Linked DNA regions of Mus musculus: all the other regions are linked to region 1. A link is a contact called in ENCODE Hi-C or POLR2A ChIA-PET data. All regions are on one chromosome and are shown on one strand. Each heading gives the region's core, a stretch centred on a gene start or an enhancer-like site at or near the end of the contact. The rest is flanking DNA. Distances are from core to core; before and after follow the strand shown.

The links. Hi-C counts contacts between places; a loop is a spot of excess contacts on that map. ChIA-PET counts read pairs that join two places held with the same protein, here RNA polymerase II (POLR2A).
Region 2: POLR2A ChIA-PET joins it to region 1 with 18 read pairs in embryonic stem cell. The contact joins the promoter of Rab7 here to the promoter of Isy1 in region 1. POLR2A ChIA-PET finds 5 or more read pairs at or near these places in 4 of 5 experiments (Patski and embryonic stem cell).
Region 3: a loop to region 1 is called in a map of left cerebral cortex, with 2.3 times the contacts of the local background. The contact joins the promoter of Rpn1 here to the promoter of Isy1 in region 1. A Hi-C loop is called at or near these places in 1 of 37 maps with a recorded cell type or tissue (left cerebral cortex). POLR2A ChIA-PET finds 5 or more read pairs at or near these places in 3 of 5 experiments (Patski and embryonic stem cell).

Annotation. Positions count from the first base shown.
Region 1 is chr6:87,837,355-87,840,054 of GRCm38, forward strand. Isy1 (ISY1 splicing factor homolog) reads right to left here and starts at 1,405. Exons shown (of 11, transcript NM_133934.4): 1 at 1,290-1,405. The coding sequence starts at 1,292.
Region 2 is chr6:88,043,902-88,046,601 of GRCm38, forward strand. Rab7 (RAB7, member RAS oncogene family) reads right to left here and starts at 1,369. Exons shown (of 6, transcript NM_009005.3): 1 at 1,172-1,369.
Region 3 is chr6:88,083,062-88,085,761 of GRCm38, forward strand. It overlaps Rpn1 (ribophorin I), which reads left to right and starts at 1,412. Exons shown (of 10, transcript NM_133933.4): 1 at 1,412-1,733. The coding sequence starts at 1,470.

The sequences.
Region 1 (2,700 bases), core at 155-2,654:
GATAAACGCATGAAGTCAAGCAGAAACAGACACACAGTCTAGAGAGTCAGCAAGATGAGTTTAATTTAACTTGCCCTTCAGATTGCCCCTTCCAATCAACTCTGAAAGGAACCTGGCCAGTGGAAGGTGGATATATGAACATGACATCAATACAGGACACACCCTCCTTCAGAAGTAGCTGTTCAAGACCACTGTTTCCTCTCCTTTTTAGGTTTCTGTTCTCAACAGTCTGTAGTGTCCAAAACATCCTCTGTAAGCATTCCATGGCTTCCTTAAATGTTTATGCATCTGTTTTATTTAACAGGAGTATGTATCTGTTTGCCCCTATGTATGTGTAAATACCACCCCGCCCAAAGTGTATTAATGTTTTTTTTCTACTTAGTATTATAAAGCACAGACTGACAAGAAGGCCTATATATTTGAATGTGTCCATATTTTGCACGTGGTTATGCATATACTTACACCTGATCCTTAAACATAATTTGGTATATGCATATAGATAAATATCTACCAAAATGGGCTGGTTTTGTAGATAAGACTATACAGATTTCAAAGACATCAATAAATCTCAGAAGTATGAAAGCCACTCCGTATACTTTTAAGGGGATTTTTACCTTTAATTTTTTAATATTTTTTGTATGTGTATGAGTGCTTTGCATGTATGCATGTAAGTGCACCACATGAGTGTCTAGTGTCACTTAACAAGTGGGTGTTGGATCCCCTAAAACTAGAGTTTTGGATGATTGTAAGCAACCATGTGGGTGCTGGGAACCAAAGTGAAGTGGTTTTTGATCACTGGGCCATCTCTCGAGGTCCACGGACACTTTACTTTGAAATTACTACAGTAACTGCGCCTCTTTGAACCAACACTGTGTCTGATCTCATACTTCCATATTAAACGCTTCTTGAGTGAATGAAACCGAGAATCACAACCTCTCAACAGATCAGCCCATCCTATTCATTCACTCACGGTTATGTCACACACGTCTAGAGAATGTCAGATTCTGTCCTCGGTTTCAGGCAAGCAAAGGCGTGGAGACCCTGCCCTTTAAAAGGTCCTATCCGTGGAACCTGAGAACGCCCGGGCCGTTCAGTCTCTACGCATAATGTGCTTCACCCAGACTGAACCACCAAGACGCAATACAGCTCCCAAACTCAGTTTTCTTGCCATTTCTTACAGCTACGCCAGGTGGGAAAAGAATCCCGGCATAGGCCAGGGAGCCCGAGGCCGCACACTGGCCCAGACCTCGGGTCCCCCGTGAGCCCCATCCCTTCCCCAACGCACTCACCATGGTGCCGGCGAGGGCGCCCTGGCGCCGCTCTGCAACGCAACGTGCTCAGGCGCCCGGAACAAGGCAGGCAGACGCGGGAACGGAAAACAGCGGACAGTCTGGTCTTTTTGTCGGAAGACTAAATGGAAAGGACCGGAAATTAAGGACCGGAAGCGAGGGAGGGAGGACGAGGGAGGGGAGAGAATTGCAGTGGAGCTTCGGTAGGCGGCTTCCCGCCGACGCGTGTCCAGTGCGTCATCCCGCGCCTAAGTCAGCAAGACTACGCTTGCGCGGCAGGAATGTGTGCGTCATTTGTCGTTTGGTTTCGTTCTGCTGGTAACTGCGGTCAAAGATTCGCCTGCCTCTGCCCTTCCTGAGTCTTCTATGACAGCAGATGACCTTTTTGAAAATGACTGCACCTCTCTGAATGCACTGAGTGTTCATAGCCCCTAGGGACCCTGCGTGGAGTTCTGTCACCTGCCTGGACCCGCCAGGCGCAGGCACTGGGGCAAACCATAGCCATTGGGGCGAACCTGTCTTCCTGGGAGGCTTCTTCACCGCTGCCTGCCATTTACCTGGAGCTGAACAGTGACTGAGACTATGATCGTCCTCCTTTTAAGAAACGTGTATAATTATCATTATTCTTTATTAAAGGTGGCTGTTTCCATGAAACTGACAGATGTGATCGTGAAAGAAACATTTAAGCCAAGGAATCAGCTCTCTCTCCACACATTCCCAGAAGGCAGAGACCACATCTTTTAAAATACAGAGATGCGGTGGTGGCGAACGCCTTTAATCCTAGCACTCAGGAGGCAGTGGCAGGCGGATTTCTGAGTTCGAGGCCAGCCTGGTCTACAAAGTGAGTTCCAGGACAGCCAGGGCTACACAGAGAAACCCTGTCTCGAAAAAACAAATTAATTAATTAATTAAAATAAAATACAGAGATAAGGCCAGGCTTGTTGGCTAATGCCTTCAATCCCAGCATTTTGATGGCAAAAGAGGCCAGTTTCTGTGAACTGGTGGACACCCTGGTCTTCATAGAGAGGAAATCCAGGCGAGCCGGGGGTGCATAGTGAGAACTTGCCTCAAAAACTAAAGAAAAAGGCAGCTTGGATCCCAAGACTCAGAAGGCAGGCATATCTTTGAAGTTTGAAGCTAGTCTACAAAGTTAAGTTCCAGGATAGCCACACGAAACGACTCGAAAAACAAAAACGTAATGAGAAGAAAATGAAATACGGAGTAAGGTCCAGAGAAGAAAAAGCTACCTGGAGCAAGTGGGAAGTTAGAGACTACGTGAGTCACTTAGCAGAGATGGATTCTGGAAATGGTGGTGGGCTCTCCCACTGAGTCAACACTAAGGAGAGTACCCTGTCATAGTCCATGCAAGAATGTTACCACCGTGCATATAAGACCAAATTAGAGTCCCTTA
Region 2 (2,700 bases), core at 119-2,618, 210 kb after region 1:
CACCAAACTTTAGTCTGGCCAGCTTCAGAAGTAGTTATAATTCACTTTCCAGTTCTTACACTCAATTCTGATCCAATATTACCAAGATCGAAGAGAAATATGCCAACAAGAGATTTTATTAACTCAATCATGTGGGTATCAGTTGCTGAAGTCACAAGAAAGAGACAAGAGTTTATTCTTTGGAAAACCAAAAACACAAGATTTTCAACGGTGAAGAGTCAACAGGTTAGGTTGTTGTAGAAATTCTTGTAGAAAGGTGCACACAGTAGGCATGCCAGACCTGACTCAAGGAAAAGAGCTGGCTAAGAAACCTATTCAAATCCAATACATACCTTGCCAGAATTCAAGATCTTCTGGTTTGATGACACTACACTACCTTATATGCCTTGTAATATGCCTTGTAAGTCACAAGTACAAATACAACATGGCTTTAAGGTAGGACTAAGAGGCTCTCAAATGACATCACTAGACAGGAGGTGGAGGGGGGTGCTGATGGCAGATAACAGGTGGCAGGCTTTGGGGGCATCTAAAGTACAAGAGGCCAGAGGCCAGTAAGTGCTAAGTAGTCTAGCTGCCTATGTTTCAACCTCTCACTCTGAAATTTATCAGCGGTGTGACCTTGGTCGAGTGCCTTAGCCTCTCTGTTCTTCGCTTTCTCTGTAAGTAGGCACTGCCTCGGTGCTTCGGAGGGGCTGTTGGGAGAACAGGGCAATTTGTGCGGTCTTGCCACGCAGCCCAGCAGCCGAGAAATCTCAAATCTTCACAACCTTACTCTCAACATCGGCACGATTATGAGCCAGGAGGACATCAGGCCATTTGAAAGGCACTCGGGAGGTCCTTCTTCCCGGAACTTCGGAAACGGGATTTACCCTGCAGGACCCTGAAAGCTCCTGTCTCCCAGTGCCGGCGGCGGGCCGGGGCATGTGACGCGCCTGGCAGCACTGCCTCGGTGGCCGGCCGGCCGGTAGCTCTTCCCACCCAGCAGGTTGCCGGTGGGGACGCGCCCAGCCCGAGGATCCCGTACCCGCCACCCACCGATCGCCGATCGCCCTCCGCCCGCCGGGCGCCGCCCCGCCTGGCCCGGCCCAGCTCGGCGCTCGGCTCGCCGAGGACGCCAGGCCCGGAGGCCCAAGCGGCGGCGGGGGAAGGGCGGCCGGGGCCCGCTGCTCACCGCAGGGTCAACGGAGGAGGAGACACAACGCAGGCCGCAACAGAGACGTCCGATTCCGGCTCCAGCAGGCTCCTCGGAGCTGCCCGGCCCCAAACACCGCCGCCAACGCCGCCGCCTTGGGCTTTATGGTCAAAGCTCCGGCCTTGCTTCCACTTCCGCCACCGCCGCCGCCCCGAGCGGAAGTGTCTGTCACGAGACGCCCGACGCCAGGGTTGGAGGGAGGAGCCCCACCTCCACCTTGCGTCACGTTCCGGTCGCGTCAGGCCCTAGCCTGGCATCTGGGGCTTAAATATGGCCGTTTCTAGATGGGGGCTGCCATCTTTGAAGGCTGTGCAGAAGCTGGAGCGCACCATATTGGGCCAAGAACTGATAATGCAGTGGTGTCCCCCCCCCTCATCCCACCCCGCTCCTATAAACAGAGCTAAAGGAGGGAGAGTCACTTGGTCTTTCCAGAGTGTCCCCCTCTGGAACACGCTAGTCAGTCAGCCATGTATCAGGCAGGGTATAGTCTAGGGTCTTCTGAGTCCACTGGGTACAATCTCTAATGTGGATGGAAATGATCAGTTACAGTGTCCCCAGTGTTGGAGACCCAGTGATGAAATAGGAGCTACCTGTGCAGGGCAGATGGTTCAGGAAAATGGAAAGAGAGCTAAGGAGTTGCTGAACTGAAGAGACATGAGGCTGATTTTAGTGTCACGCCCACCAAAACTAAAACAAAGGCCTAATCCATCAAAGTCCATATCTTTCTGGGGAAGTCTCAAAATGTACTAACCTTGCTTTTTAGCTTCTGTAGTTCTGTTTATGGCTGACAGTTCTTGTTAACTGAAGTATGTCAACCCAGAACATGTTTTTTTGTGTGCTTAAAAGCTCACCCTGAGAAAGACTCAGGTTGTCCTGGGGTATTGAACACCCAGTGCAGTAACCAGCTGCCATTTCTTAGCTTAAACCCATATCTGAGTAGTCTTTTCTGGTGAATACCCCACAACACTAGTACATGTTCTAGCATATAAGGAATAGAGAAGGTTTGTAGGTCCTAAGGAATAGGGGAAAACAAGACCTTTCTGCCAAGATCCTCACCATTTGATATAATAGACACACACACAGGAGTTTGCTCAGTTTCAATCATTAGTTAATTATTACTTGGCCATTTGACTGAATACTTTGAAACTAAGATATGAACAAAGGAAGTCTATGTATATTCATATGCAAAGTGAAATCTTCAAGAAATATGAAGTGACAAAGTAGGGTGCAAAGATGTATATGTGACAGTTCTTGGTTCTTGTTGGGGAAAAAAAAAACACATACTTGCTGGGTACAAATTTCAGCAACTAGTTATCTGGGTTATCTATTAAAATTTGACCGGATAGTAGGACCCATATGAATCTGGTGGTCCAGTCAGACTTTCCACAGTTGTAGGGATGCAGGAAGCTGGTTCAGGCCCTGTCTCTCTACCTCATGTTGGATATAGCATCAGCCTCCACATGGCAGATAGACCAGCAGTTTGGAAGCAAAGCTGCATGTGGCTAAGA
Region 3 (2,700 bases), core at 162-2,661, 250 kb after region 1:
ATCCTTGCCTGACAGGCAGTTGTGAGCCTGGGAACCGGAAGAATTCAAGTCCTTTGAGAGAGCAGCAAATCCTCCTAACCACTAAGCTGTCTCTGCATACATAATGTATGTACTCGCGTGCAAACAGTAAGTAGTTTTGTTTTCTGGGCCATATAGTCTGGTTTGCAACTACACTACTGTTACTGTTGTACTGTGAAAGCAATCATAAGCTACGGACAAATGAACGTAGCTATGTTCCAATAAAACTTTATAGACACAGATAGATTGTTGGCCTGCAGGTGCTAATTTCCTGACTTCTGCTTTGTAGGGAGGAGCATGGCCAGCCCTCCATTCTCTCTTCTCATTGGCTGGTATCAATGTTTGAATATTTCCATCTCCTCCCAAAATTTACCTTCGAATTACATCCTTCAAGCAACAACATTGGGACGCATTCTCATTTGGGGAGTGGAGACTGTACACAACCATTGTGCAGGGGGCTTGGAGATTTTATAGGGTTGAAAAAAGGGAACTTTAGGGGAGCAAAGTTTTATCTGTAGATTTTTTCATATATATATATATACATATATACATACATATATATATGTATATATGTATATATATATATATATATATATATATATATATATATGGTTTCAAGGCCCAAAAAATGCCATTGGATGTTTTCGTCACTAAGCTGGCTTTCTTGTCAGGTGTATCAGTACACTGACTACAGTTTCTCTGCTCACTTGAAGTTCATTGTTTTTGGTCATTAATTCTTCAGTGTGACTTTGGGAGATGATAGCACTAGAGGAATCCATCTGCAAGATGCCTTTGTAAAAGGGCTTGCCTCAGAGAGACCCTTTCCTGCCTTTCTGTCATATGACGATATGCAATGCCTTCCTTAGAAGGCATGCAATGTCAAAGTGCCACCTTGGTAGTAAATAGCAGCCCTCACCAGACAGCTAGTCCTGCCAGTGACTTCGCCTTGGACTCCTACAACTGTGATAAATGTCAACAGGTATCTGAGGTTAATATCATCAACCTTGGTTAGTTGCTTAAGGTTTCTGCCATCACTCACATTAATGGTTGAACTAAATATTAGAGGAGAGACTTGAGTTTCTGGAAATTTCCCATTTTCCTTTAAACTTTTGCCCACTTAGCATTCGTATCACTATAGAGAAGGCAAAGTTAGTTCCTTAGACTAAGCTATAGTATACTGTTTTTGAGCTGAGAGGCCAGAGTTATTTTGCATAAGCATGAAGGAAACAGACAGGATATAAGGAAATCAGGGGTGAATACGGCTATTAAGCGCCCCAAGAAGTACGCCTGCACTTTAAGATTTTCAATCAGGCGCCCCACGATCGCCCGGTTGCCCTGGAGACGGGGTCCTTTCTGACCGGGCCCAGCCATCTTGTGGTGCTGTTGGCCAATCAGCGGTTGCGCCGTGGCGGGGGGGCGGGGCGCGTGTCGGTGGCGCTCAGCTCGCGGTCATGGAGTCGCCGGTCGCCTTGCTGTTGCTGCTGCTGCTATGTCTCGGGGCCTTGGCCCCGACGCCCGGCAGCGCCTCCTCGGAGGCTCCGCCGCTGGTCAACGAGGACGTGAAGCGCACGGTGGACCTGAGCAGCCACCTAGCCAAGGTGACGGCTGAGGTGGTCCTGGTACACCCGGGCGGCGGCTCCACATCACGAGCCAGCTCTTTCGTTCTGGCCCTGGAGCCAGAACTGGAGTCGCGGCTTGCGCACCTAGGCGTGCAGGTGAGCGGAGGGAGGAGCCGGCGAACCTCACGCGGGATGCCTGAGGCGATCGGGGATCCCTGGGGAGGGGCGGGGAGGTTGAGGGCGTTAGGGATCCTCCAGGTGTCTGGTTGTCTGAAAGGCAGGTGTTGGAGGGGGACAGCGGAGAGGTTGGGGTCCGCCGTCTCTCTTGTCCGCGTGTCCTCTCGGACACGTCAGCACAAGCTTCCGAGCGTGGGGCACCGCCCACGTGGCTGCTCTGGAGCCCAAGGCGACCCCTTGGTCCCCTGGCGACCTCCTTCCGCACCCCAAGAGGATCTTGGCTGTGGCCGGGTGCGGTACTTCGGGTACCCAGCTTCTTTTCTGTCCCCTGGACTTGCTCGTCTAGTGGAGGACTATCAGTGAGTTAAGACAATTTATTTCCTGAATGCAATTGACTGGTGTAGTCTGTTCTCTCCAGACAGCAGCGTTCAGAAATACAGCAGGTTTCTGGTATTAAAGTTTGTCATTCCTCGCACCCGGTTAATGTAACACTCCTCTGAAAGCTGCTGCTTAACGCTTTCTTAATGTTCAGACTAATTGAAGAGTCAGCCCCTTATGCTGTACAGAAAGGTGAAGCCCAGGTCTGTTCCTCCCCACCGTCTCTCATTGGAACACTTCAGCATTTAGCCTTCTGTACTTTTCATTGAATACACTTTTATACCTTTCAAGGAAAGAAATCGCTGGCTTTGGGAATAGAGGGAATATCCACACAGGTTAATTTTTATTACTGTTCTCATTAACTATATTCATTAAGTGATTACCCAATTTACTAGGAGACTAAGCACACCACATTCTTTTTAACTGTATGGAGCTATAAAGCTGGACTTATAATAGTCACTGAAGTGACTCCTGTCCCCTTTACATTGAAGCCTTGTTCATGCTCAGCATGGCTTTCCTCAAATATTTCTGGAAAGACATTCATGACTTCATTGGATGCTCAGTCCTG